Linked DNA regions of Homo sapiens: region 2 is linked to region 1. The links are chromatin loops, found by intact Hi-C in ENCODE. Cell type or tissue: stomach. All regions are shown on one strand. Links, peaks and the distances in the headings refer to the core of each region. The heading gives the core; the rest is flanking DNA.

Evidence for each region. A loop is a pair of places that touch in the nucleus more often than their neighbours do. Peaks named below come from ENCODE experiments on the same cell type or tissue, not always from the same donor. Only the 100,000 strongest peaks of a DNase experiment are listed, where the experiment ranks them.
Region 2: a loop joins it to region 1, with 2.3 times the contacts of the local background. A loop is called at or near these places in 20 of 110 quality-filtered maps.

Annotation. Positions count from the first base shown.
Region 1 is chr4:73,328,512-73,341,360 of GRCh38, forward strand. The region is part of intron 3 of ANKRD17-DT (ANKRD17 divergent transcript); the gene reads left to right. Among named protein-coding and RNA genes, the nearest start is that of ALB, 69 kb to the right of the region's middle. RefSeq lists enhancers at 10,575-11,076, 11,077-11,576. In stomach, for the core only: no CTCF peak of the experiment used is centred there; no DNase peak of the experiment used is centred there.
Region 2 is chr4:73,447,626-73,460,474 of GRCh38, forward strand. AFP (alpha fetoprotein) reads left to right here. Exons shown (of 15, transcript NM_001134.3): 8 at 1-51; 9 at 1,710-1,842; 10 at 2,411-2,508; 11 at 2,990-3,128; 12 at 4,776-4,999; 13 at 6,140-6,272; 14 at 7,611-7,665; 15 at 8,006-8,549. The coding sequence ends at 7,655. Among named protein-coding and RNA genes, the nearest start is that of AFP, 18 kb to the left of the region's middle. RefSeq lists enhancers at 2,285-3,484, 2,656-3,156, 3,157-3,657. In stomach, for the core only: no CTCF peak of the experiment used is centred there; no DNase peak of the experiment used is centred there.

The DNA.
Region 1 (12,849 bases), core at 3,961-8,960:
TTTGGCCCACCCAGTCTTCGATAGTATTATATTAAGACCTTTGTTATAACCCCATCAATTTCCATCTTACTCATTTCCATTTCTTAATAACCGTCTAAAGATTTCCACCCTGCTGGGATGAGTCCCATGACTCTCCCCTTTCTTTTTCTTCTAGTTTCACCTCATCAATGTTTTTTTTATTCACCTTATTTCTTAATAACCTTTTAAAAATTTCCACCTTCCTGGGATGAGTCCTTTGACTCTCCCTTTTGCCTTTCACCATTCTCTTATTAATTAACCTAATTTTTTTTTCTTTTTTGAGACAGTCTCATTCTGTCACCCAGGCTGGAGTGCAGTGGCACAATCTCGGCTCACTGCAACCTCCATCTCCCAAGTTCAATAGATTCTTGTGCCTCAGCATCCTGAGTAACTGGGATTACAGGCATGTGCCACGATGGTCAGCTAATTTTTTTTTTTTTTTTTTTTTGTATTTTTTGGTAGAGACAGAGTTTTGCCATGTTGTCTAGGCTGGTCTAGAACTCCTGACCTCAAGTGATCCACCTGCCTTGGCCTCCCAAAGTGCTGGGATTATAGGTGTGAGCCACTGTGCCTGGTCTAATTAACCTAATGTTTTTATTAGCATCTGTAAGACCCATGAGCGGAAACTGAGACAGAAAATTTGATAAGGCTTCTAGAAATATTGTTTGACTTACATGCCTTCTGTTTTACAGTACCAGGTAGGGGAAACATTCCCCAATCAGATACAATGTTCATTCCCATAATAAAACCAGGTAATGATTTTAAGGGGCCCTCTTCTGCAGGAGTAATGTCATGTGGGATGCCCAGGTAGAAGGGGCCTCTTTAACCACAACATTTACCATAACCTGCGTAATGGGCATATTCAGTGGTGAATATCCCCGTCATCATAAAGCCAGTCCCACATGGCTTACATAAAAAACATATCAACTGCCTCATCTGGGGTGCTCCACTTGGCATTTATAGGTAGAGTTGGACAGTTCCCCTTTTCAGGGTAAACAGACGTTACAGTGGATTTTATCCAGTCCACCAGGCTGGCTATTCACTGAGGAATTACCTCCTGTGTATCTGGATTGTATACACCCATCTGCGATTGTTCAATGGTGAGTTGTGGGTCTTACATAAACCCAGACATGCTATTCCACTCTGCAGCATTTAAAATCAAAGCTACTGCCCCTAAATTTGATACTCTCATAGTCCATTTTAGTAAAAGTTTCTCAGGAAGTTGATATCAATCTACAAAATGGAACAATTCCTTCACATTATATCCTCTGGTTTCAACTGTTACCTGGTTTTGCGTTTGATTATGTTATTGGTAATCATAGGTTTCAGGGCTACTTTCTGTTGTCACTGCACAATTTTCTCTTTTGTGGGTGACTTTGAGGCTAGTGGCCTGTGCTCAGACAGACCTACATCTGAGCTTAGTCCAGCCTGGAGTCCTGAACCAGCACCTTCTTTTACTTTCATTTTAGCCAGGATAGATAATAGTAACCAAGGGATTGAATATTTTGCTTTATCTCTTATTAGTTTGCATTTTCTTAGGCATCCACCACTGAACCAGTTCCTGGGGAGTTGAATCCATCTCGAGATTCCACTGGTAACGTTCACCTTTAGTAACTGATCTCAGTACAGCTACTGGCTTCATATGACAGGTGACCACATGGCCACTCAGGAATCAAAAGTTCCTCATCCCCCACCCTTTTATCCTTTCTCTTCCCAAACCACATGTTTCCATGAGTCAAAGACAATTCGAGCAAATTCCATTTTACTGACACCAATATGTGTAGGGAATACTCTCCTCAAACTGTGCTTTTCCTTTACTCTCACACCACAACAATCGTCAAAACAGGAGACTTCTGTGACCAATTGTGTGGAGGGTTTTCCTACATATCAAGCAGTGGACACCAGCTGGGTGTCCTCTAATTCAGTTCTGACACTCTTTACCCAGAGATAATGTCAGATCCCACAGGTTGAGGCCTCAGTCTCCAAGACTGCCCCCTACCCACCAGTCCCAAGTCCCGGCCTATGGAACTTCTGACTGACCGGCTTCAGGTTGGGGTTCCTGTGACCCCGTCATTGGGTTTGACTAATTTGCTGAAGAAGCTCACAGAACTCAGGAAAACACTGTGTTTACTAGTTTATTATAAAGGATATTGATGAAGAAAGGCGTAGGGCGAGGTATGGGGGAAGCAAGGTATGAGCCACCCTCTGAACCTCCACGTGTTCAGCTATGTGGAAGCTCCTTCATTTTTCTATTACCTGAAGCAACTTGTATGAGATACAAATTATCTTTTTCTTGAAAGTTTTGTGAAGTATACCTATACATTTTTGTCCAGGAGAATCTTTAAAACCTACCAGTTATTTTATTTGTGAGAAAGGTGGTAAGAGAAGTCATATTTGTATTAACCTATAAATGAATAAAATGTCTTTGGAAGTACTCATGAGTTAATGAAACCATTGGACTGCCTTTGAGAGAGATATTGGGTAGTTGGAGGAGAGATGAGAAAAAGTTTTTAGTATAATCATTTGGAGTAGTTTAAATTTAACCCATGGGAATGTACCATCTTTTGAAATTAACAAAATAAAATATGTAAAAATGAAAAGTATGGACTAAAACTTACACTATTATTTTATGATTTTAAGGATTTCCTTATTTCTGCTTAGGCTCCCCTTTTCATTCCTAATACTGCTTTTTTTTTTTCTTTTTCTTTTTTGAGACAGAGTCTCGCTCTGTCACCCAGGCTGGAGTGCAGTGGTGCAATCTCGGCTCACTACAACCTCAGCCTCCCAGGTTCAAGTGATCCTCCTGCCTCAACCTCCCTAGTAGCTGGGATTACAGGGGTGTGCCACCACACCTGGCTAATTTTTATATTTTTAGTAGAGACAGGTTTCACCTGACCTCAGGTGATCTTCCCACCTCGGCCTCCCAAAGTGCTGGGATTAGAGGCATGAGCCACTGTGCTCGGACCTAATATTGCTTATTTTTGTGACTTCTTTCTTTTATCCTTTTTTTGCCTTGATTGCTAACAGCTTACTTATTTTGTTAAACTTTTTGAACGCTAGCTTTAAGATTCTCTATTCTTTTATTTTTTATTTTTTTGAGACGGAGTTTCGCTCTCGTTGCCCAGGCTGGAGTGCAATGGCGTGATCTCGGCTCACTGCAACCCCCGCCTCCCGGGTTCAAGCAATTCTCCTGCCTCAGCCTCCTGAGTAGCTGGAATTACAGGCACCTACCACCACGCCTGGCTAATTTTTTTTTTGTATTTTTAGTAGAGATGGGGTTTCACCATGTTGGCCAGGCTGGTCTTAAACTCCTGACCTCAGGTGATCTGCTCACCTCGGCCTCCCAAAGTGCTGGGATTACAGGCGTGAGCCACTGTGCCTGGCCCAGATTCTCTATTCTTTTCTGCTGCTTGTTTGCTATTTCTTCAGTTTCTGGGTGTAGCTTTATTATTTTCTGTCTGCTACTTTGTTGGGTTTTCTCACTCTCTAATTTGTATACTTACTTAACAAATGTAGTTCTCCTTCCCCTGCCTCATACTTCCCTTAAATGCAGTTAAGACTTTAAATTTTCTTCTATATCAGGGGTTCCACTATTGGTCCATGGCCTGTTAGGAACCATTTCTCACAGCAGGAGGTGAGTGGCAGGAGAGTGAGTGAAGCATCATCTGTATTTATAGCCGCTCCCCATCACTTGCATTACCACCTGAGCTCCACCTCCTGTCAGATCAGTGGCAGCATTAGATTCTCACAGGAGCACAAATCCTATTGTGAACTGCGCATGTGAGGGATTTAGGTTGTGTACTCTTTATGAGAATCTAATGCCTGATGAACTGTCACTGTCTCCCATCACTCCCAGATGGGACTGTCTAGTTGCAGGAAAACAAGCTCAGGGCTCATACTGATTCTACATTATGATGAGTTGTATACTTATTTAATTATATATTACAATGTAATAATAATGAAATAAAGTGCACAATAAATGTAACGTGCTTGAATCATCCCAAAACCACACCCCTGACCCTGGTCCATAGAAAACTTGTCTTCCACAAAACCAGTCCCTGGTGCCAAAAACATTGGGGACTGCTACTCTAGATGTACTCTGGGTGCACCCCCCCACCCCCAGGTTTTAGTATACGGTAGTTTACTTTATTTTTAACTGTCATTTTTATTGTTCATTTTCACAAGTTAAAAAATTCTTTTGTTTATGTAAATTAATCATTTATTAACACCACACTCTAAAAAACTGAGCTAACCAACTATATAAGTTAGACTTTCAAAATCAGTAGATTGTAGATACTGTATCTTATTTTTGTGTACCACATTATTAAATAAAACAATAGATAAATTATTCTGATGTGGCAACAAAGGAAATGAAATCAATCTATGTATTTTGATACCTCAGTTAAGTTTCTCAGTTTAGAAAAATGATACAAAACAAAAACTTGCATACAACCTCAGCTGTCATTGCTGTTATGTCACAAAATATCTTAGACTACAGTTTTTTTCAGGGTCAAAGACGTGATGGCTCAGAGTTTTGTCTCATTCCTAGATTATTCTTTTTGCAGTGTTTTCCTTTCTTTGAGTTCTTTAAGCTTTCTTCTCTTTATTAATGTCACCAAAACCAGGAAAAATCTGAGAATCTATCATTGATACTCACTTGCTGTCTGATTACATTTAATCTGAAGCTAATTTGCATTTTAATCATCTATCTGCGTTTAAATTCTATTCTTTGTGAGTTTTATTTTTTATTTTATTATTATTTTTTTGACATGGAGTCTCACTGTGTCTCCCAGGCTGGAGTGGAGTGGCGCGATCTCAGCTCACTGCAAGCTCCGCCTCAGGGTTCACACCATTCTCCTGCCTCAGCCTCCTGAGTAGCTGGGACTACAGGTGCCCGCCACCACGCCCAGCTAATTTTTCTATTTTTAGTAGAGATGGGGTTTCACCATGTTAGCCAGGATGGTCTCGATATCCTGACCTCGTGATCTGCCCGCCTCGGCCTCCCAAAGTGCTGGGATTACAGGTGTGAGCCACCGCGCCCGGCCTCTTTGTGAGTTTTAAAAGTATCTGCAAGAGGTGAGAATATATTAAGGTGAGAGTCAGTGAGGCCCCTGAGACCTCAGGAAGCATATGAAACCAAAACCCCCAGAAAGAAGCCTGGAGTTTGTCTTTAGTAACTCGAAATGCAGAACCAGAATATATTGAGTTCTTTCTTCCTTTGCCCTCAACTCAGTTCCTTTGAGGAGACTGTTCAAGCAAGAGCCAAGTTTCAAGAGCTTCTGAGGATGCCAAATGCCATCTGTGGCCTCACTATCTCACTGCAGTTGTGTCTATTAGAATGTATCCTTCCCTCCTTGCTACTTTTTTTTTTGCCTAATCAGAGGGCCTCTTCTTTGACCCAATCCTTGCCAGTTTTTTCTTTTCTTTTTCTTTTTCTCTTCCTTTCCTTTCCTTTTATTTTATTTTTATTTATTTATTTATTTTTGAGACAGCATCTTACTCTGTCGCCTAGGCTGGAGTGCAGTGTGGTGATCTCGGCTCACTGCAACCTCCACCTTCCCAGGTTCAAGCGATTCTTGTGCCTCAGCCTCCCTAGTAGCTGGGATTTTATAGGCACACACCACCACGCCCAGCTAATTTTTGTATTTTTAGTAGAGACGGGGTTTCTCCATGTTGGCCAGGCTGGTCTCTAACTCCTGACCTCAAGTGATCCACCTGCCTCAGATCCCAAAATGCTGGGATTACAAGCATGAACCATTGTGCCCAGCCAGATTTACCTTTAGTACAATTCAAGAGACATAATGTTGATGACATAATGTTGATAATTTGCTATGCACAAAGCACTATGACAAACACTATTCTAATTATTAGTTTGTAGTAAAACTTTTAGAGTGTTTAGGAATGTATGTAAACCATTTCTAATTCCAGATTTGACATTTCTTACTAAAGTGCACTGGCACGTTACTTTGTTACTATGTTTCCTACTTTTTGTGTGTGTCTGTGGTGGGGGTGGTGTTGCTCATACTGCTTCGCATTATAGTAAGGTTTATGTCAATTATTTCCTCTGTTGTATTTTTAACTCCTTGAGGAGACTACATCTTTGTATTTAACACAGCAATTAGAAACAGGTCCTTACACTTTGTAGGTACTTAAATGCATGAACATAAAAGCATCGATAAATAGTGAAAGCTTTTATTTCCTCATTGCTCCTGTAGACATTGATAATATCAGAAACTTTGAGAGATATTTGATGAATATCTCTATTCGTAGTGCTTACTGGTAAATGTTTAACAAGCAGCTTTCTAAAAAAAGTATGCATGTATGTATATGTTTATTATAAAGTTTATTGATACATACAATGTGTAGCACAACTTAGAAATAATAATAAAATATATAGTGCTTTTAATATAGCCAATTGATTCTCACAGAATTCTTTTTGAGTTTTTTTTTTTTTTTTTACCAGCCTCCTGTATCCATAGTTTCCCTATGGTTGTAGTTGATGAACATGATGTGGTTAATCATGAATGTTGGTTGATAACATTTGTTTACATTAACTAGTAAGAACGAAGTGAAAAAGAAAAGACTGATGTTAAAACATCACTTGTTTGTCAATTATGTGTGTGACTTTTTTGCTGAATTAGGTGAGTTTTCAAATACTGGGAGAATATTTCTCCAATTTTTTGGTGCTACTTACAATATGACATAACATGACACACTTTAATCTGCATTATTAACATTTTCTCCATGCTTTTCTTGTCTATTATCAAAACAAGAAATCAAGGCTTGATTTGTAGTGTTTCCAAAAATAAACAGGAGTAATTTCTCTTTTTCTAAGTACCTTGTTAGATATACATGATATTTATCAGTTAGTAGCATAAATATGAATTTGCTGGCTGAAAATTATTACTCTTGCTGTATATGTATGTTTGTATGTTTTGATGTGTGTGCAGATACATAGTTAAGTTGGCCTACCGTATTACTTTTTCACTTATCAATTGTTCCTATAAACAAAAAGGTGAATTCTACTATGGTGTGAGACTGTCAGATATTTCATCCTGATTAGTTATAGTAAATCACTTTCCCTTTCTAGGCCTCTGATTTCTCATCTATAAACTTGTGAGATTGAATTAGATTATCTCTAATGTTTCCTTCAGACTCTGTTATTCATGGTGATGACAGATTACTGTTTTTACATGTTTGCCGTTTATCCTGTGAAAGGCTGATAATTCTCCATTCTGTGATGGCAGGCTTCACCGACCAATGGTGTTTTTTTCTGTGCACTTCAGAGGTTTAGCGATGTCAGGCTTTGCTAAATGACTTGCTTTAGCTAATGGACTCTAAGCAGAAATGATGTCTGCTATTACTGACCAGCAGCACTAAGGGCCATCTGTGGCTCTGCCTTCTCTTTTCCCACTGCCACAACAATGACAAAGCTCCACATGAAGACTGCTACTCTACCTAAATCACAAATGGAAAAGAAGGTGGAACACACAGGCAACCTCCCACTGACATGTAAAGTAACAAGATATTTGTTGTTGTAATCCCTGAGAGGATGGATTTTTGTTACTGCATCATAATTTTGCAAGACCTGGTTAGTATATGAAGTCATCAATAATTGAATTCATCAATAAAATTTTAAAAGTAATAATTTCCAATTAAAATTTCGTCTAAAATTCATAAACATATAAGTAATATATATAGACATTATAGAAATAAATTGTAAAGCAACTTTAAAATAAAACATAAGAATAAAATTTATGTTGAAGAAATTGACCTAAATATGTATGCACAACATTCCTTGAAATTTTTGCCTTGACAGTAACAAATGCTGTCGAAGAGGTGAAGAAAAGGAAACCCTTGTACACTATTGGTGGGAATGTAAATTAGTACAACCACTATGGAAAACAGTTTGAAGGTTCCTCAAAAAACCAAAAATTGAGCTACCATATGATCCAGAAATCCCACTGCTGGGTATATACCCAAAAGAAAGGAAAACAGTATATCGAAGAGATATCTGCACTCCCATATTTGTTGCAGCACTGTTCACAATAGCCCAAATTTAAAAGCAATGTAAGTGTCCATCAACAGATGAATGGATAAAGTGTGGTGCTTATACACAATGGAGTACTACTGAGTCATAAAAAGAATGGGATCCTGTCATTTGCCACAACATGGATGGAACTGGAGGTCATTATGCCAAGTGAAATAAGCCAGGCACAGAAAAGACAAACTTCACATGTTCTGATTTATTTGTGGGATCTAAGAATCAAAACAATTGAATTCACGGACATAGAGAGTAGAAGGATGGTTACCAGAGGCTGGGAAAAGTAGTGGGGGGCTGGGGACAATGGTTAATGGGTACAGAAAAAATAGAAAGAGTTAGACCTAGTAATCGATAGCACAATAGGGTCACTTTTTATAGTCAATAATAACTCGATAGTACATTAAAAATAATAAAAAGAATATAATTGGATTGTTTATAACACAAAGGATAAATTCTTGAGGGGATGGATACCCCATTTTACATGATGTGATTATTAAACATTGCATGCCTGCATTAAAACATCTCATGTACCCCATAATTGTATACACTTACTATGTACCCACAAAAATTAAAATTAAATATTAAAAAGAAATTTCTGCCTTGAATTACTGAATGGTTCTTCTAAGTAAAAATGGATATTTTTCAAAAGAAATTAATTATTACAATATTGCATGCCTACCCCCAAATGGCAATATTCCTTGGCAATTCTTAATTTCCAAAGATAAATTCAAGAGTAGGGCTTCTCCAGAAGTAATGTTTTGACTATATATTGCTTTTTGTCATTTTAAGCCTGGTTAAAGAAGCTAAAAAGTGTCTAAGTTTATCCATACTTCATTTATGGCACAAGAACATTGATTCATTTTTCTCTCTGCTCACTGTAGCAAAGAGAACCTGAAAGTAAGTTCTCTTTGCCTATGGCAGTGACTTATTCCCATGAACTTATGTCTTTAATATCATCAAGGTAATCTTTGCAGCAGTTTTACTACTTTATATGCTTTTCTTTTGTTTGTTCACTAACTTTCTTGTTTTTGAAACCAATTATGTCTTAAATATGTTTCTGAGGAGCAGCTACATGAGGCTTTAGAGACTTGCAGTTTTCATATTTATGTCTGACCTAAGATTTTGTCTCGGCATCATCACATGCCCCTGTGCTTCTGTGTGCAAAGTAAAATATTCCTGAATGACCATCACAAGTAAATTTATTATGGTTTTTAAAGATATAATTCACATGCCATATGATTCACCCACTTAAAGTGTACAATTCAAGGGTTTTTAGTATATTCACAGAGTTATGCATCCATCAACACAATTTTAGTACATTGTCATTACCCCCTCCAAAAAACCCACATTCCCTAGCCATCACCCTACAATCTCCTTTTCCTCTCCAGCATCAGGCAACTGCCAATCTACTTTCTGTAATTTTCCCACTCTTGAAAATTCATATAAATGAAATCATGGAATATGTGGTCCTTTGTGATAGGTTTTTCACTTAACGTGTTTTCAAGGTTTATGCATGTAGTGGCATGTATCATTACTTCATTTCTTTTTATTATTAAACAATATTTCATTGTATAAATATACTACATTTTGTTTATCCGTTCATCAATTGATGGACATTTGGGTGGTTTCTCTTTTATGCTATTATGAATACTGCTGCTATGAACATTTGTGTGTGCGTTTTTGTGTAGATACGTTTTTATTTTTCTTGGGTATATACCTAGGAGTGGAATTGCTGGATCATGTGGTAACTCTGTTTAACCCTTTGAGAAACTGTCAGACTATTTTCCAAAGTGGCTACCACCATTTTACAGTCCCATGAGCAATATATGAGAATTTGAATATCTCCACATTCTTGCTAACATTTGTTATTGTCTATCTTTTTTCAGGTAGTCATCTTATTGGGTGTGAAATGACATCTGGTGGTTTTGATTTTCATTTCCCTGGTGGCTAATAATGTTGATCATCTTTTCAAGTGCTTATTGACCATTTGTATATCCTTTTTGGAGAACTATCTATTCACTTCCTTTGCCCATTTTTAAATTGGGCTATTGTATTAGTCCATTTTCATGCTGCTGATAAAGACATACCTGAGACTGGGAAGAAAAAGAGGTTTAATTAGGAACTTACAGTTCCACATGGCTGGGGAGGCCTCAGAATCATGGCGAGGGATAAAAGGCACTTCTTACATGGTGGCGGCAAGAGAAAAATGACAAAGATGTAAAAGGGGAAATCCTGATAAAACCATCAGATCTCATGAGACTTATTAACCTACCACAAGAACAGTATGGGAGAAACTGCCCCCATGATTCAAATTATCTTCCACTGGGTCCCTCTCACCGCATGTGGGAATTATGGGATTACAATTCAAGATGAGATTTGGGTGGGGACACAGAGCCAAACCATATCATTCCACCCCTGGCCCCTCCAAATCTCATGTCCTCACATTTCAAAACTAATCACGCCTTCCCAACAGTCCCCCAAAGTCTTAACTCATTTTAGCATTAACCCAGAAGTCCACAGTAAAAAGTCTCATCTGAGACAAGACAAGTCCCTTCTGCCTATGAGCCTGTAAAATCAAAAGCAAGCTAGTTACTTCCTAGATACAATGGGGGTACAGGTATTGGGTAAATACAGTTGTTCCAAATGGGAGAAATTGGCCAAAACAAAACAGTTACAGGGCCCATGCAAGTCCAAAATCCAGTGGGGCAGTCAAATTTTAAAGCTCCAAAATAATCTCCTTTGACTCCAGGTCTCACATCCAGGTCACACTGATGCAAGAGGGCCCAACCCCACGCAGAGAGCCAACCCCACATTTCCCTTCTGCACTGTCCTAGCAGAGGTTCTCCATGAGAGCCCTGTCCCTGCAGCAAACTTCTGCCTGGCCATTCAGGCATTCCCATACATCTTCTGAAATCTAGGCGGAGGTTCCCAAACCCCAATTCTTGACTTCTGTGAACCTGCAGGCTCAGCAGCATGTGGAGGCTGCTAATGCTTGGGGCTTGCACCCTCTGAAGACATGGCTCGAGCTCTGTGTTGGCCATTTCAGCCATGACTGGAGCAGCTGGGACGCAGGGCACCAAGTCCCTAGACTACACGTAGCACAGGGACCCTGGGCCCTGCCCATGAAACCATTTTTTTCCTCCTAAACCTCCAGGTCTGTGATGGGAGAAGCTCCTGCAAAGGTCTCTGACATGCCCTGGAGACATTCTCCCCATTGTCTTGGAGATTAATATTTGGCTTCTCGTTACTTATGCAAATTTCTGCAGCTGGCTTGAATTTCTCCTCAGAAAATGAGATTTTCTTTTCTATTGCATTGTTAGGCTGCAAATTTTTCAAACTTTTAAGCTCTGTTTCCCTTTTAAAACTGAATGCTTCTAACAGCATCCAAGTCATCTGTAGAATGCTATGCTGCTTAGAAATTTATTCTGCAAGATACTCTAAATCATCTGTCTCAAGTTCAAAGTCCCACAAATCTCTAGGGCAGGGGCAAAATTCCGCCAGTCTCTTTGCTAAAACCTAACGAGAGTCACTTTTGCTCCAGTTTCCAATAAGTTCCTCATCTCCATCTGCAACCAACTCAGCCTGGACCTTACTGTTCATATCATCATCAGCATTTTTGTCAAAGCCATTCAACAAATCTCTAGGAGTTTCAAACTTTCCCACACTTTTCTGTCTTCTGAGTCCTCCAAACTGTTCCAGCCTCTGCCTGTTACCCAGTTCCAAGGGAGTTCTCTGACCCCTTGCACTTCCCAGGTGAGGCGACGGCCCACCCTGCTTCAGCTCGCCCTCCGTGGGCTGCACCCACTGTTTAACTAGTCCCAATGAGATGAGCTGGGTACCTCAGTTGGAAATGCAGAAATCACCCACTTTCTGCATTGATCTTTCTGGGAGCTGCAGACTGGAGCTGTTCTTAGCTGGCCATCTTGCCAGCCACCTTGGTTACTGTAGTTTTGCAGTAAGTTTTGAATGATCAACTTTTTTCCAAATTTGTATCAGTTTTGACATTTGCACATAATTTGTTTGGATTATACTTAACAGATGTTTGGTATTAATATGTGCTTATGATTTGGAATGCTATGGTTAGAGACAATAAAGCATAATGGTTTTGGTCACAAGTGCTGAGTCCAAGAGACCTGGATTTGAAATGACTGTACCACTTACTAGATGTATGAACTTCTATAATCCTCCCTCAGCTTCAGTTTCCCATCTTGAAATGGGAACAATAATACATTAATGGACTTTTCAATTTGTATTGCATGTTCATCATGTGTGTTCAGTGGTGTTTTTAGTGGTGGTATATTGGCTTCTGCTCTAAGAAAATACTAATAAACTTCTACTTATTTGGAGCTTATTTTGCAATAAATATGAGAAAGAAATAAAGCCAGAACAATAGAAAAGTAAGGCAAAACTGCCTGTGGAGTGGTGTAATGAGGAGGAGGCAGAAAGAATCTATGCATGTTCCTTCTCCAGGAATTTAAGAAAACTTCTTTCTACAGTAATTCTTTTAAAATAGTTTAAATAGTTGATCTGCTTGCAAAGGCTTGCAGACATCAAGGAATGTACTTTCTAAGAACTCCTTGGAATCCTTTTAAAAAACTTACTGACTGTGGGATTCTATAAGACAGAACAGGGTAAGTTTACATTTAACTGACTTTTAGCTCCTAGAGCATAATTTGAGTTGTATTAAAAACATTTTTTAAAGCATAAATCTGTTAAAAACAATAGTAAATAGCAAGAGTTCAGAGGACATAAGCTAAGCATTTTCCAGCATGTAGTAACCAATATAC
Region 2 (12,849 bases), core at 5,128-10,127, 120 kb after region 1:
TAGAGATTTTAACCAATTTTCTTCAGGGGAAAAAAATATCTTCTTGGCAAGGTAACACACTCTGTAAATGCATGTTCATGCAAGTAAAAATGATTATGTGGCTGACAGATTTGCGTTGTTGAAATGGAGAGTGATGATTATGGTTTTTGAGTTCAATATGTGAGGATATTTGGCTAGAATGTTCTGAGCCAAAATAGATTTCAGTAGATAACCAGGGAATAAGTAATGGGATTTGGTGTTTAACGGTGAAGCGTTCACCACTGTGACTCATTAACTGCTTTGCTTATGAAGCTGAATTTTATTTCACATCAATTTCTCTGGAATCAGAAGCATTGTCATCCTGTAAAGATTACTCATATCAAGGCCACCATTGAACTCTCAAATAGGATATGGATATTTTTGTAATAAGAAGAGTTCATGATTAAGAATGAACTCTTGCTACGCATGTTAAAAAAAAAACTTTTCTCCAAAAGATAACACAAGAGATAATGCTAGGTAGAAGAACTTTTATAGGAACAGCTTATTGGCTATGTATTAAATACATGTTTTGTATTTTTTAAGAAAATCAAAACATGTTTAGAGACATTTGCAGTACAGTAGTTTGTTTTAATACAACTGATAGGTCACGTTCTCACTCTATTTGCCTTTAAGGGAAGAAAGCAATCAAGTTAATACGTTTTCCTTCATTGTATAGTATGTAACTATGGACACTATTAGAGGAGGGATTTGTGTAGCACTTAGGACATTATACTTGATAATTTCCAAGGGTCTTTCTAGATTTAAAAGTCTGATTCTAACGTAGTAATAAAAATAAAGGCCCAATTTTCTCTTTAATATTGCCTGAAGATATTACTCTATTATTGCATTAAAATTAAACATTCACACATTGTTTGCACTGCTAAATAAAATTATGTAAGCTAGAATAAAGTTCAGATTTAGGAGACACATAGTGACAACTGATTGGTGACAGAACTAATCCTATAATCTGGGAATACGGTTAGTAAAGTCAAGAATTACCTTTAAGTTTACACATCCATGCACATCTAAATCTAATTGTTTAATAGAAGCAGTTCTTCAGTTGCAAAGGTTCTTTGCAGTAGAATTTTCTCAGCCAGGAATGATCTTCCCCCAGATATTTGCATGGCTTCTTTCACTTAGCTGATCTCTGTTCTGATATCAGCTGCCTAGAGAGAATTTTCTTGACCACATTCAAAGTTAGTGGCCTCTCCACCTTGGGTATCATCCTTTTTTCTCTTTTTCATCTTTATTTATTTTCATTGATTTATCGCTAACTGAAATGAGATGGCCTATTTCTTGTTTATTTGTTCTGCCTCCCTATAATGTGTGCTTTTCAGAGGGCAGGTATTTATCTTAGACATCATTGAGTCCGTTCTGCTTAAAGCAATGCTAGCAAAGAGTGGACACTGGAAAAATATTTGTTGAATAAATGAATATAAAGTCCGTAATTGAAAAGTCAAATTGAGAGATGCAGGAGAAAACAAAAAGCCATTTTACAGGACAATTTGAAGGATCACAGTCTGTATTAACAGTTTTGCCATTCATATAATTCAAATCATATTTGATTTTCAGGTTTATTTATTTGAATTTAACTTCCACATGCCATATTATATAGGAATAACTGGAGAAGTGATGGCTCCTTTTGTCTCTTAGTTCCAATAACTTGAAATATTTTTCTCCACATATTTCAGTTTTGTTCATGAATATTCAAGAAGACATCCTCAGCTTGCTGTCTCAGTAATTCTAAGAGTTGCTAAAGGATACCAGGAGTTATTGGAGAAGTGTTTCCAGACTGAAAACCCTCTTGAATGCCAAGATAAAGGAGTAAGTTGCTCTAGAATTTTAGGGGAGTATGAAAAACTGGATTGATATCATCTGTTAAAAATGCTGTTTGTTTGAAAGCCTCTAGTTTTCAACTAGTTGTTAGCCAGTTATATCTATTTGTCTAGATATTAAGCTGTTATTAACTAGCAGTCAGCAGCTAGTGGCTTGCTTTAGAAACAAAAATGTTAATTGCTTCTCAGCCTTTTGGCTAAGATCAAGTGTAGAAATAAAAATGTTAACCAAAAGTCCTTTGATCCACAAATAAAGGTAGTATTCATTATTCATTTTTGGATAACTTCAGAAAGGCAAGAATTTGGTACAGAAAGAACTGTAACCATTTATCCAAAGATTGAGTTTTGCCATTAAATGATTTTGTGATTTATAAAATGTTAAACTTAATCTCCCCAAAATCCATTTTCTGTAATTATCAAAATTTACACTTTACCATATTTAATATTTAAACATCTCTGATTGGTTTTATAATAGTATATAATATTGATCAATTTTATATACAAAGTTATGCATCCAAGAAAAGAAAAATGTATATGTAATAATTCTTCATTTTCAGGAAGAAGAATTACAGAAATACATCCAGGAGAGCCAAGCATTGGCAAAGCGAAGCTGCGGCCTCTTCCAGAAACTAGGAGAATATTACTTACAAAATGCGTATGTTTTTGTAAACAGTATTTTTAGTGAATTAAAATTATTAAAGAGAATGTAGCCTTCCCCATTCTCCTCCTTTGGAAGCAACAAGAATGACCTGTGAGGTCTGATCTGTGGTATTGACTTTAAGTTCCCCATACTGTGCAAATTTTTGCAGTAAAGATATCCATTCTGTCATAGTCTGTCCGAGTTAAAGCACCAAAAGATCACAGTTAAAATCAATGAAGCTCCGAGGTTGAGAATACAAGTCAGGCTTCCTCCTGGAGTTTGCTTTTTCATTGTGATATGCTTCTATAATAGGAGTACAGGGAGTGGTTGTTAGAGTAAATGCATCTCAAAAGTTGGTTCAAATACCATGTAGATGAAACAAACGAGCTGACCTCATGTCTTCTGGCATGAGAGTAGAGAGTCTGTGAGAAGAAGCAAGGCGGCTAAAAACTCATGAATGACTCAGCAGGACTTAGTTAAAAAATGCTTCTTTCAGGTTTCTCGTTGCTTACACAAAGAAAGCCCCCCAGCTGACCTCGTCGGAGCTGATGGCCATCACCAGAAAAATGGCAGCCACAGCAGCCACTTGTTGCCAACTCAGTGAGGACAAACTATTGGCCTGTGGCGAGGGAGCGGTGAGTGTCTGCTTGGTTTGGTCCCATCTCATTTCTGCCCTGTTTGACTTGAAATAGCCTCATAATTCCCCTCTAGGGAAGACGGTAAAAACCAATGTAGAGATGGCCTTAGGAGGCTTGTTTGATTAGTCACGGTTGGAGGGGTGTGAGAACCCAGCTCTGGATGGCTGGCATGTGGCCATGCTTCCTATTCCTCCAGGGTGGCTGGTGGAAGTTCAGCCAGTTTAGTCAACAATATCTGAGCCAACTTTATATATCGGAAAGACAGAACGACCAACATGTAACTCATAATTCATAACAATTCATAATTCATAACTTCAAATCATAATTTCTGCTTTTTGTTCATATACTTACTTTGATGTTTTAAAAAAGCTTTATCTTTGATTGATTAAAATTAGTCATGCTATTTTAGCCATATTTATATTTTCACCTTTTGTAACATGATATTATTATTATGACATCAGGAATAATTGGTTCCCTTTCGCAGGGTATAGGGTACAGCACAGGATAAGTATTATGTTCTGAATAGTAAAATGACTTTCGAGTCAGTAATGCCAATATTCTTTACTTCCTAATGTCACTAGTATCATACATAAGATTACAGGATGAATTAAAAATATTTTTCCTATAAAGTCATAATTGCAAACAAAATTGTCTATTTTATCCTTTTTCCTCTTTTTCATAATGGGGAGTTATTTGCTGTTAGTCTTCATGTCATACATTTTTTCCCCAAAGGTTAAGAGTAAAAGGAGAGTTCTTGTGATTAAATGTCACCTCAATTGTTTGTTGAATTTCCCATGCTGGGAGGCTGCAGGGATGCAGGATGGTGTAATGGTTCAGGAGTGTATGTTCCGGAGGCCACCAGCCAACAACCGCATTCTACTTTCACTATTCTTTAGTTGTATCACAGTGGGAAAGCAACTTATGTCATTAAGCTTGAGTTTTTTCATCTGACATTTGAGAATACAAATTATACCACCCTCATACGACAGCTGTTTTAAACAAGATAATCTGCATAACTCACACAGCACTAGTCTGACAGATAAAGTGCACACAAAACATATTATTTCTTATTACAAGTTATTACTAGGTGATTAAGAAATATCTCCTAAGTAGGCAAGGTAGCAAGATTCTACATTAGGAAAGTCTTAAAAACCCACAAAATTGCTCTTACTTCTTTTCAATTAGGATGATATATTAGCTGCAAGTGTATACATGTGTATATGTATGTGAATAAAAGGGGTAAGTTTGTGCTATTCTTACCTTCAGATAGTGATTATCAAAAGAAAAATGGAAAGTTCAACTAAATACACATGGGAAACATAAAGGCAGAGACATTTTTGTCCTTTAGAAGTGTGTATGTAACTGGAAGCATGTTTCAAATAGCTGACACAAATAGCTAAATGACTATCCTCAACATCACATATGGACCATCTGCTACTACTTGCTAAGGCTTAGCCCAAACAAATGGGTAAATCCTGGAATTTACAATATAATGTCACATGATCCTACATAGCAAATTTTCCTGTAATATTAATTATAAATTGCTGGGCATTAGAAATTATTGCAGCAGTTTTCTGAAAAACTGAACCAACTTTGTGACTAATGCCCAATCTCCTTACTTTTTTTTCTCATTCTCCTAACCAGGCTGACATTATTATCGGACACTTATGTATCAGACATGAAATGACTCCAGTAAACCCTGGTGTTGGCCAGTGCTGCACTTCTTCATATGCCAACAGGAGGCCATGCTTCAGCAGCTTGGTGGTGGATGAAACATATGTCCCTCCTGCATTCTCTGATGACAAGTTCATTTTCCATAAGGATCTGTGCCAAGCTCAGGGTGTAGCGCTGCAAACAATGAAGCAAGAGTAAGAAACTGTTACTTGCTAGCATGGAAAAGAATGACAACCCCAAAGAGTAACTGAGACTTCTACCTCGCTCACCTAACACTATTGGGCTCACTAACAGAGCGTTACTCCCAAAACACTTAAAATGCCTTTGAAAATAGTTTTGTCTCAGTGTCTTCACAGTCTCATTGGGGAAGCAGGTCTAGAAAAATTGACGAGGGTGGACAATTTCCTGTTTGTAAAAATAATCTCTGTTGTAACTGTTATTGTGATATGTATTTGGGGGTTGAGGAAAAGTGGGCAATCTATTCTGAGGAATTAGAGTGTATCTTTGCAGCAAATTTGGGTACTTCCATTCCAAGCACAGGAAACACATCATTGAATCTTTTTTTACACTATTTACACTTTGAAGAGAATAACCATCTTATTTAATTCAACCATGCAGTTTGGGTGTTAAGAAATGACATGTACATTTCAGTTCATTGTGGGAGCTCTTTTGTAATGGTGATGGTCATGCAAGTCAATGGAGCTTATGTTCTTCAAACTCCCATGCATTTTAATCCTCACTTGTTTTGTAAATAGTCTTCCTTCATTGGAAAACCCATTCTTCTCTTTTTTCCTCTATCACAGTCTGAGGTATGTTTCACAGTATGATAAGAATGTTGCCTGTTCTGGCAAGCTTTTTCTATTGCTCTGGTCTACTTTCTATTGCTCTGGTCTAAGTCCAACATGAAAGGCTTGCTAAGTGAGCAGTGCAGGCAATTAGTGCTGCCAGTGCCCAGATAAGGGGTGTGATAACTGGATGGGCAGGATTCGGAGATCTGGGTCTTTGAGTGTAGATAAGACACAGTTAAGAAGAGCGGACAGGAAAGGATATTCCTGGGGGATGAGGGGAGATTGCCTTCCACTACACATAAGTATGGTCAAGTATGAAATAGTGTTTTATCCACAACCTGCACAACTCCAGGCTGGTGGAACACTTGGCATGCTTTCAGCCTCAATCTTTCTACTGAAAGTACTAGACAAGGTGTGTGTGGTCAGTCTGGTGATAGGTTGATGGAGTAAGGGTTTAGGCTCTGAAAATTCTCTACTAGGAAGGCTGTAGAAAAATAGCATTGCATAACAGACTTCTCTTGTATTTTGTTTTGTTTTAAATCACAGGTTTCTCATTAACCTTGTGAAGCAAAAGCCACAAATAACAGAGGAACAACTTGAGGCTGTCATTGCAGATTTCTCAGGCCTGTTGGAGAAATGCTGCCAAGGCCAGGAACAGGAAGTCTGCTTTGCTGAAGAGGTACATGCAGCTCATTTCATACTCAAAATACTTGCTATGGAATTTTCTGTAGTGGATAATGAAAGGAAGACCCTACAAATTTATAACTTTAAAATATTTTCAGAGAGATTTAAATTTCATTGAGAAGCAGATTGAGGGATTCTATAAGATTTAAAAAATAATCACATTTTCTTGCTTAATATTAGGAAAATTTATAATATTAAAATATATTAATAGAATTAGTAATTTTAATTTATTTCCTAGTAGAGAAACCCATAAAGTGAATGTGTAAATAATTGACGGTAATTTAGATAGTTTCTGGCCTAAAATTGATCAATTCAGCTAAATGGATTAAAGGATTTAATAGCAAATTAATTGTGCAAACAGAGTATTAGGAGTCTATTTGTAGAAAATGTTTTTGAACTCATTTAGAAGCTTGCTTTTGTACATCAACAGAGTAGTATTTAGGAGTTATTTTAATTACATAGTAATTTTAGCTGGATAATTAGCCAGATTTTCTTTAACCAGGGGATTCTACCTAACATTTAAAAAAATTACCTTTTTTCAGCTTTATTGAGGCATGATTGACAAATACAAATTATATATGTTTAGGGTGAACATGTGATGTTTCAATATATTTATACATTGTGAAATGATTATCACAATCAAGATAATTGGCTAAATTTTACAAATCTTTAGTTTGTATTGCTACATATATTTGAATATAGCAACACTATACTTTAAAAAGATATTCTATAACTTAGCGTTTTTGTCAATTTTACCTTTCTCACCATGTAAAATCCAAAGACAGATATATTTAGAAATGTAGAGTTTTTCTATAAATAATATAATTAGATGCATTTGAGTGTGTGCACTTACCAGTATATGTGTGTGTTTTTGGTGGGATCAGGTAGGGTGGGACATAGATAACCAAATTAGATAAAACTGGTGAAACAGATTTGATGTGAAGCATTTCTGAAAAACATGACACAAGAAGATTAATGTTCTCTAATCTGAGAAGACATTTATTTAGATATAGAGAACATGAACAAATAGTAGCAGTGCTTTATCTGCAAACCTTTTAATTTCTAATAACTTGTAATTTGTAGAGGAAGGGGAAAGATTGAGAATACGCATTGATTTGGAGATTGTTATAGAAGAAAACTGTTGATGTGAAAGAATATTGTTTTCTCCCTGGCTTTTACTATCCCAGGTTGTTGGCATCAGAGATGTGTTTCTTCATTTTTAACTTAGTTAATCTACAAACCTATGAATTCACCCCGGATTGTAGAGTGTTAACTGTATGATTGGTATAATAATCCATTTCTTTATCTGATTATGTTTATTCTTAATTTTCAGGGACAAAAACTGATTTCAAAAACTCGTGCTGCTTTGGGAGTTTAAATTACTTCAGGTAACAAAACATTCAGACAAGCCTGAATACAATGTTGTTTCTCCAGAAATATCAATCCATAATGAGATAGATCATGAGGAGTGCCATTAATTCTCTTAAAAATACATGGAATTCAAAAAAAAGTTTATTTTAAAAACACTTGAACAAAATTACGCACACAATGTTAAATTAGTGGCTCAACTATGCAAAATCCTTTTTGGTTATTTAAAAGACTTCAACAAATGCTATCAGAAGACTTTCCTACGTATCCAATATTTCTCTGATATAAAATAATAGAACCAGTTACTTACTGCACCTATTAGTTTAATTAGTATTTAATATATTTTTGCTCATATTGCAGGGGAAGAGAAGACAAAACGAGTCTTTCATTCGGTGTGAACTTTTCTCTTTAATTTTAACTGATTTAACACTTTTTGTGAATTAATGAAATGATAAAGACTTTTATGTGAGATTTCCTTATCACAGAAATAAAATATCTCCAAATGTTTCCTTTTCCAAGTTTGCTTATTTATGAAAAGTTATCGATAATTTCTTTAGTTTTGTATACCATTGTCTGAAGCAGATTCTGTTAAAATAGCATTAAGTGTTGGTTATTATAGGAGATTAAAGCTATCCAAGGATGGATTTACAGCACTAGATCACTTGGTGAACTGAAAAATGTTCCCAAGTTAAACACTATTTGATGCTACCAGGGCATTTTGTTTATTAAATGACCATCACTGAAGTATTCTAACAGATAATCTGGAGATGAGAAAAGAAATTATTATTCTTCTATGGGATCTAAGAAAATTTAACATCTACTTTTTTTCTCAATCTTGTTCAGTTCTCTATTCACAGACATTTTAAAACATAAGAATATTACAGTTTTGATTGAATATAATTAATGTTTTCATCAATTAAATTTTTATTCCACAAATGTTTATTAAGCCTTCACTGAGTTCCAGGCCTTGGGCTGGGTACAGTCACTGTTCTCCAGTCGCTTCAGTAGAGAAGGAAGCAACACAATAATGATGCCTCAGATTATGACCACAAGGAGTTGACAACAAATTGTTGAGGGAACGAAAGGGTGGGTGACATCAGTTCTGACTGGAAAAGGTGCCATAAATGTTTAAGAAGAGTCTTAGAAAATGAATGAGCATTCATCAGTTCAAGTAAAAGAGAAGGCCATTTTATGAAAGAGGAAACATGGTCAGAGGTACTGGGTATGACAAAGTATGATGAATAGTTTTAGAGGAGTACAGGGTAGGTAGGAAGGGTAGAGATGTAGAATGTTAGGCAGGATGTGGAAGCTATGAAGGGCTAATCCAGACTCTCAGCGCTCTATTCTAAAGAGGTTGGACAATATCTTATGAGTAACAGAGGACCACAGTGATAGCTAAGCAGAGGTGTGCTATTAATAATTAGCTTTGAGGAAGATAATCTATGAGATACGGAGCATGGGCAATGGGGCAGGGAAAAGGGTAGAGGGGGCAAAGTCAGCAAGAGGTGACAAAAAGACCATTCCCCCAGTAGGGAAGCTGTTTATCTTCTTAGCTTTGAATAGAAATCTGAAAATTACATGCATACTTTGGCCTGGGCTCTGGGAGAAGACAATGGCTTTAGAGCAATAAAATGTGCTTTCGGTTCTTCTTCTCTTTTTTTTTGAATTGGAATCTGCTATGTTGCCCAGCTGGTCTCAAAATCCTGGGCTCAAAAGATCCTCCTACCTTGGCCTCCTGAGTAACTGGGACTAGAGCCATGAACCACTACACCTAGCCCTTTTAGTTCTAACTAGATTGCTTTCTACTTGACATTTTTCTTTCCATTGTACTGCAACATCTATGAACTTTGTCTGATTTTGGTGTAATTCTAAAAGGTATTAATTTAAAGATCACAATAAAATAAAATCACGTTCAATATAAAAGCATTAAGCTGGAAAATGCTTTATTTTTTTAAGGGAAAAGCACAATGAAGGTAAAACTGTTAGGGAAATTTGTGAGTCAAATAATATTTTGTTGAAATATATAAAGAAAAAATGATTGGAGGCAGAAGGATAAATTGACGTAAGTACAATTGTAAATTGGGGATTTTTAAAAATTTATTTTATTTATTTATTTATTTTTTTGAGACAGAGTCTCGCTGTGTCGTCAGGCTGGAGTGCAGTGGTACAATCTCGGCTCACTGCAAGCTCTGACTCCCTGGTTCAAGCGATTCTCCTACCTCAGCCTCCTGAGTAGCTGGGATTACAGGCACGCGCCATGACACCCAGCTAATTTTTGTATTTTTAGTAGAGACGGGGTTTCACCATGTTGGCCAGGCTGACCTCGAACTCCTGGCCTCATGATCTGCCTGTCTCGGCCTCCCAAAGTGTTGGGATTATAGGCATGAGCCACTGCACCCAGCCAAATTGGAGATTTTAAAACATCTCTACCTCATTAACAGAACAAGTTAGGCAAATAACAAATAAAGACTCAGGGTATTAAACTGCTGTAGTCAGGATTACCAACAACTTTCACACTGCAAAATCCAATAGTGGATTCTTAGTCTTTAGCTTATCTGAGTTCTCTCAGCAGCATTTGACACAATTGATCACTCTCTTTTCCTTGAAACGTTTTCCTCACTTGGTGTTCGGACTTTCTTCCAACCTCATTGGCTGTTTCACCTCAATCTTCTTTGCTGTGTCCTCCTAACTCTTTGACCTCTAAATGTTGGAGTGTCCCAGAACAGTTCTTCCTTGACCGAAATTCACTCATCCAGACTCAGTGCATTAAATGCCATCTAGATGTTGACAACACATGTTTATAGCTCCAGCCTGGATTTCTTCCTTGACTTACAGGCTCTTACGTCAGCTTCCTCCTTAACATCTCCATGCTGATAATGTATAGACAACACAAACTTAGCACATTACAAATTGAATGTGAATCTACTCCTTGTCCCAAATTTGTACCTCCATCTTGTCTATCTGTCTGTTTTTATGAGTCAGACATTTTGGATTTATTGATGACCCCTCTCTTGCATATCACCCACACATTCAATCTATGAGCAAAGCTTGTCGGCTCTACCTTTAAAAAGTATCCAGAATTTGACTATTTCTCAATACTTTGGTACCAGTCACAATCATATGCCTCACTGGGGTTATTGCAATAGATTCCTAATTGGTCTTTTTACAAGTGACCTTGCTCCACCCTCAACCCTATTCTCAAAAGTGAACATTATGTCACTTTTCCACTCAGAATCCTCTAGTGGCTTCCCACCTCTCTCAGAGTAAAATGCAAAGTCTGTCCAATGACCCTACATGATAATATCTTTCTGACCTTTTTTGTTACTCCTCTGATCAGGTACAGAGGTCTCCCTGCTGCTCTTCAAGTTACCAATCAATGTCCTGCTCAGGGTTTTGCCCTCATGACCCTTCTGGCTTAGAAGACCCTCAGCTATGTGTGAGGCTCACTTCATCACCAACTTCAAGCTTCTACTCGTAGTTATCTGCTAAATGATGATGTTTTCCTCAACTACCTTATTTTAATTCAGAAATGCCATTCCCAGTCCCCACAACACTTATCACCATCTGACAAACACTAGATTTTACTTGTTTATTTTCTGTCTACCTCACTAGAGTGTAAGCTCCATGAGAACAGTAACTTTTGTCTCCTTTGTTTACTTCGGCTATCTTCAGCATATAGAACAGTGCCTGAAACATAATAGGCATTCTAGAAATATTTATTTGAGTATGTGGAGGAATACTACACGCCATGGGCTATATATATTTTCTTATAAGGTGGTGAAACTAGAGGGGTTGTTAGCTTCCTCTAATAAAATTTTTTTCTAGAGAAAAAAAAAAAGCACAGGCCTAAGAAATTAACATAAAAACCATAAGATACCACTGAGGATGTTAAAGACGTGTGTGTGTGTGTGTGTGTGTGTGTGTATGCATGTGTATGTGTGTGTAGGCATGTGTGTGTGTGTATCGTGTAGAATGAGAATTAGGAAGTGGTGGCATTCTAGAATAGCTGGCTTGAAAGAGGGTGGGTAGGTTTGGGGGATAGATTTTTAACTTGTGCTTTTGTCTATACACTAAATTACAACGAAGGCTGCCACTTGCTTCACTGCCACTGTGAAGCATAAATCAGAAGGAGTAGCTCAAATTGCTTGGTGACCACAGGATAATATTGGGATAAGGCTAAACTCCAGCTGGGGCAAAAGACTGGTGAAAACAGCTGGGTGCAGAACAGCTACTGTTAAAAATTAAGTCTTCCAATCTCTTTATTTTATTTTATTTTATTTATTTATTTATTTATTTATTTTTTTTTTTGTATTATACTTTAAGTTTTAGGGTACCTGTGCCCAGCAATCCCATTACTGGGTATATACCCAAAGGATTATAAATCATGCTGCTATAAAGACACATGCACATGTATGTTTATTGCGGCACTATTCACAATAGCAAAGACTTGGAACCAATCCAAATGTCCAACAATGATAGACTGGATTAAGAAAATGTGGCACATATACACCATGGAATACTAGGCAGCCATAAAAAAGGATGAGTTCATGTCCTTTGTAGGTACATGGATGAAGTTGGAAACCATCATTGCAATCTCTTTCATGCCTACTTTCCCAGGACTTGTGGATTACCGTATAAGGAATTTGTCTCCTCCAATGATGCTGCTTTCAAAGAGTTAAGGAAGGGTCCAGAGAATTGCTCCATAGCATGGAATTAAATTAATAATCAATAACAGTAAGATCTCTAGAAAGTCCCCAAACATCCATTAACTAAGTAACATGCTTGTAAACATTCATGAATCAAAAAAGAAATCAGAAGCATATTTAAAAAATATTTTTGCCTGAATGAAAATGAAAAATGTGTCAGAATTTATAGAATGTCACTAAAACAGTGACATTTAAATTAAAGGAAATTTATAACGCTAAAGGCCTATGTGTTATAGAAAAGAAGGAAGATCTCAAATCAATGACATCAGCTTCTTCCTTAATAATCTAGAGATGAAAGAGCAAATTAAAAAACTAGTCATGAGAAAGAAGATAATAAAGATCAAAGGAGAATCAATAAAATAGAAAACAGAAGAAATCAATAGATATAATCACTGCAACCAAATGCGGTTCTTTAAGATCAATACTATTAATAAACCTCTAACCAGATTTCTCACTACCAATGTTTGGAATGAGAGAGGTGATAGTATTACAAGTATT